Regions from separate parts of the Homo sapiens genome. Here region 1 is linked to region 2. Evidence: chromatin loops called from intact Hi-C (ENCODE). Cell type or tissue: lower leg skin. All regions are shown on one strand. Region 1 holds the start of CHRNB2 (cholinergic receptor nicotinic beta 2 subunit). Region 2 has its middle 14 kb from the start of MTX1.

Region 1 (2,500 bases), 650 kb after region 2:
ACCATTTACATGTGCAAATGACATTATGTGCCTCACGTAATGACATGTGACTGTGGTCACGATGCCATCCTCCCCTCTCCCTAAAGGCACTGGGTTGGAGTGGAATAGCTGGGCTGCCTAAGCTGTGGGTCAGGCATATATGTAGCCCCAAGTTTCACACACACAGCAGCCCACCCCTAGAGGTGGCCTGTAGGTGTGGAAAGCTCATTCAGTTGTGCATTCCCTTTGTACCTGCCCCTCCCCGGCACACTGCATCCCCCTCTGCAACTCTGCACGAACACACCCCTCCCCATCCCCTCAGAGAGTTCCTTCCTAGTCCTCAGCCTGGCAGAGCTTCTTCCCTTCCAAGCCTCCTGTCCCACCCTACAGGAGGGTTGAAAAGTCCGTTCCGTTTTCTCCCCTTCTCTGCCCCTGAGGGGTGACGAGAATCTGGAGCCCAATGTGGGGGATGGGAAACGATGGGGAGCCCGGGGAGGGGTGCTGGTCCAGGTACCTTTCTTGAGATAATGTTTCACAAAAAGTCAGATGGCATCTTAGCGCCCTCAGAGCCGGCCTCCTGCCACCCCAGGACGCCTGGGGAGATCCCCTGCCTCCTTGCTCTCTGTGCCTGCACCACCCCTACCACCGCTGGCCAGGTTTCCATCTCTTTCTTGCTTCACTTACTCCTTCGAGTATGTCTCGTTCCCAGTCCAGCCTCCCAGGTGCTCTCTGCAGTCCCGGGGGGCTCTCCCCTAACCTCCAGCAGACTCCCCCACCTCTAGGGAATCCCTTCTTCCACCTTCCGGCCTAGCAGGGGTGAGTCAGAGGGCGGCGAGTCTTGGGCCGTTGGCTGGGGTAGGAGAACCTGGCCAGTGCCCGTCTTTCCCTTACCTGAGCACAGCCGGAGGAGGCCGAAGCCAAGGAGCAGCGCCACGGGGCCGCAGCGCCGGGCCATGCCGCGGGCATAGCTCGCTGCCTCGCCTACACCGGCTGGAGCGCGCCGCCGGGGGGAGGGCCGCGGGTGGGGCGCTGTCCGTGGTGCTGAAGCCGCGCCCGCCTGGAGCTGGGTCCAGGTGGTGCCGGCCGCCGCGGTGGTTCCTGGGCCTCAGGGAGCCGGCTGCGAGGAGAAACCAGCTTCTTGCCTATCCTGGTATGAGCAGGCGGAGGCTTTTCCGGCTGCTCTTCCAGGGAATACAATTGGGACGGTGAGGGGGAGGAGTCTGCGCCCCGGAGGCGGAAACGCTGGGTCCCAGGAAAAAAAAGGGGGGTCCCCGGCTGGGATAGTCTTCGATTGGTTCTGCCGTGGTAGGGTGTGCGTGAGGTGGAAGAAGGGCTGTTCCTCCACGGCACGGTGGAGGAGTTCTGAAGTCCTAAAGTTGGGGCAGGACCTGCAGCATGGTCGGAGAAGGGGCAAGAGGCCCGGCGGGAAGAAGCAGCAAGAGTAAGACAAGTAGGTCAGGGCCTGCTTAGTACTGAGGGCCAGACGGCCAGAACGAGCGTCGGGAGACAGGAGGAGTGTCCGGGGTTTTCGCCCTCCTTTTTTCTCTTACCAAACCCAAATGGTCCTGCTCCCCAGGTAGGCTGAGGATACAGCAGAGAAAATGTGTTTAGCCCCTTAAAGAGATAGGGGGCTGTGGGTTTGCTATTTTTAAGAAAGCAAACGGCTTTGGAGTCTAAAAGGCTAAGCTTCCTGCCCTCCCACTGAGGGTCTACCTGAGGAGGTCTAGACTTGCCTGCAAAGAAGGTAGACTTGAGGGTAATAGTGGAAAGACAAGTAGCCCCTATTCATCGGCCTTCCTCACCCCCTTCTCTTGACTCCAGCTGTTGGCTTCTGTGTGACTAGGGAGATCAGAGACCACTCACAGAGGCCTGATCAAGAGAGAAGCTAACACAAAGGAGACCAAAGATGAGAACCCTGAACTCTTAGCCCCTTTTTTTCCTTCAGTGGGTTCGTTGTCACTTTCAACCAAAAGATTCCTGACTAAAGCAGACTTAGCATACAGCAAGGCTCTGTCCTGTTTTGTCCCTGCTTACTTCAACCTCATCTGGGTCACTCCACCCCCAGCTCCACATTCCAACTATTGGCAAGGTCTTCAGGATCCTTGAACATCTTATCCGTCCCATCATCCCCCACACTTCAGGGACTTAAATGCATGGTTCTCTTGGGCTCTTTTATAACCCATGTTCCCCTCATCACCTTCTACTTAACTTTGAGCATTTGGCAGGAATGTCAATTCCTTAAGGAAGCTGCGCCTGACCAAGAACTAGATCAGATACTTTGTTATATGTTTCCAGAGCATGTCCAATGAATAAATGAATCCACCTGAGGCAGTGGCTGCCTCTCTAGATTATGAATCAACACAGTGCCTGGCATATTATTATAAGGGCTCAACAGGTAAGGAAAAGGGCTAGTACTGGACTGACACTTTTTAATGTGTAGGGAAAATTTCTCTCTAAAAGCTCAGCTAGGGACCAGGAGAGGTGACTTAAGCCCGTAATCTCAGCACTTTCAAAGGCTGAG
Region 2 (2,500 bases):
AGTGAAATCATTTTTGGTGTCAGTAATCAGGGAGAGTAATATACCCTCAGGCCAGAAACTAGAGGTGAGTGATGGCTCACGCCTATAATCCCAGCACCTTGGGAGGCTGAGGCAGGTGGATTGCTTGACCTCAGGAATTCGAGACCAGCCTGGGCAACATAGGAAGACCCCATCTCTAAAAATAAATTTCAAAAATTAGTTGGGCATGGTGGCATGTACCTGTAGTCCCAGCTACTATGGAGGCTGAGGTGGGAGGATCCAATTGAGCCTGAGAGGTCAAAGCTGCAGTGAATTGTGATTGTGCCAAGACCCTGTCTCTAAAATAAAATAAAATTACAATTAAAAACTAGAGCTGAAAGGACAGGTTCTAGGTTAACTGGTAGTAGTTGTTCATTCATCTGTATAAAAAGTACTTTTTTGAGCACCTACTCTGTGCTGTGCATGGAATGAACAAATGTCTTTATTTGACTTGAACACAGACCATAGAAGTAACTAACAGTGGAACTGGGAGTGGCACTCTCCATGGGACCTAAAGACCTAGGAGCCTGTGATATGATACCTGTCAGTGTGAAAGGGCTGGAGTTTGCTATCTGAGCCAGACCTACACTCCAAGACAGGTCTTGCTGGGATGGGATCAAAATTGCTGCTGGGTCAGCCGAACTATTTTTGTACTTCTGCTTTTCACTTATATTTATGTCTTCCCTAGGTATATAGCTGTCTTTTTTTGTTTGCTTGTTTTTCTGAGTCAGAGTCTTGCTCTGTCACTCAGGCTGGAGTGCAGTGGCGCGTCTCGGCTCACTGCAACATCCACCTCGGGTTCAAACGATTCTCCTGCCTCAGATTCCCGAGTAGCTAGGATTACAGGTGCCCACCACCATGCCCGGCTAATTTTTTGTATTTTTAATAGAGATGGGGTTTAGTAGAGACAGGGTTTCACTGTGTTATCCAGGATGGTCTCCATCTCCTGACCTCGTGATCTGCCCGCCTCAGCTTCCCAAAGTGCTGGGATTACAGGCATGAGCCACTGCGCCCGGCCACTGGAGACCCCTTTTCTACCAAAAAAAATAAAAATAAATAAATAAATATATATATATATTTGTAAAGACGGAGTCTCTCTATGTTGCCCAGGCTGGTCTTGAACTCCTGGCCTCAAGGGATCCTCTTGTCTCAGCTTCTTAAAATGATGGGGTTACAGGCATGAGCCACCGTACCAGGCCTTAGCAAACTCTTTTTCAAGTGCTATACAAAGGGGACAGAGGAACGTGATTGTGGCCACCTAGTATGCCCCTATTGGCCACTGCAGTGAGGCCTAGGTGTTTGAAGAGAGGCACCTAGGGTAGTGGCTCTCAGGCACACCCTAGGGGCATTTTGGAAATTTGTGGGGCATCTTTAATAGAGACAATGATTAGGAGGCACTTTGAGAATTTAGTGGATGGAGCCCAGGAAAGGTAGACATTCTGCAACATGTAGTACATTCATACACAAGGAAGAATTCACTCATTTCACCTGACTTACAAATATAAAATCAAATATAAATCAGTAGGACTTTATTATAAAATATTGCAGAAAAGTTTCACAAGAATTTTTTGTAGAAAAAGCCCAATCAGGGCCGGGCATGGTGGCTCATGCCTGTAATCTCAGGACTTTGGGAGGCCGAGGCGGGTGAATCACCTGAGGTCAGGAGTTTGGGACAAGCCTGGCCAACATGGTAAAACCCCGTCTTGACTAAAAATACAAAAATCAGCCAGGCATGGTGGTGTGCGTCTGTAATCCCAGGTACTCGGGAGGCTGAGGCAGGAGAATCGCTTGAACCCAGGAGGCGGGGTTTGCAGTGAGCCAAGATCAAGCCACTGTGCTCCAGCCTGGGTGAAAGAGCAAGACTCCGTCGAAAGAAAGAAAGGAAGGGAGGAAGGGAGGAAGGGAGGGAGGGAGGGAGGGAGGGAAAGAAAGAAAAAAGAGAAGAGAGGGGAGGGGAGGGAAGAGGAGAAAAGAAGGAAGGAAGGCAGGAAGGAAGGAATCCAGTCGAGATCGTTAAATTTGTTGTAATTTTGTCTTTGGCACAATAAACATTAGTCCTTATTAAAACTAACTTTACTTAGAAAATAAAATAGAAAATCCTCAAGGACAAATCACATTGTACAGGAAATATGAAATGTGAAATAATATCCACCTTGGAAATTTTTTTTTTTTGAAACAGAGTGTTACTCTGTCTCCCAGGCTGGAGTGCAGTGGCACAATCTTGGGTCTCTGCAACCTCTGACTCCTGGGTTCAAGTGATTCTCGTACCTCAGCTTCCCAAGTAGCTGGGATTACAGGCGTGCACCACCACACCCAGCTAATTTTTGTATTTTCATTTCAGATGGGATTTTGCCATGTTGGCCATGAACACCTGTCCTCAAGCTATCCACTGCCTCAGCCTCCCAAAGTGCTGGGATTATAGGCATGAGCTACCGTGCCCAGCCACCCTGGAAAAATTTTACAAAATGAAGTATAAAAAGAA

Evidence for each region. Peaks named below come from ENCODE experiments on the same cell type or tissue, not always from the same donor. Only the 100,000 strongest peaks of a DNase experiment are listed, where the experiment ranks them.
Region 1: it touches region 2 in a loop (12-fold over the local background); 1 of 110 quality-filtered maps calls a loop at or near these places.

Annotation. Positions count from the first base shown.
Region 1 is chr1:154,566,479-154,568,978 of GRCh38, reverse strand. CHRNB2 (cholinergic receptor nicotinic beta 2 subunit) reads right to left here and starts at 1,201. Exons shown (of 6, transcript NM_000748.3): 1 at 871-1,201. The coding sequence starts at 934. LOC107985206 (a long non-coding RNA gene) reads left to right here and starts at 1,262. Exons shown (of 2, transcript XR_001738238.3): 1 at 1,262-1,555. RefSeq lists a silencer at 901-1,030. In lower leg skin, no CTCF peak of the experiment used is centred here; a DNase peak (open chromatin) is centred at 1,001.
Region 2 is chr1:155,221,404-155,223,903 of GRCh38, reverse strand. It overlaps the pseudogene GBA1LP. Among named protein-coding and RNA genes, the nearest start is that of MTX1, 14 kb to the right of the region's middle. In lower leg skin, no CTCF peak of the experiment used is centred here; no DNase peak of the experiment used is centred here.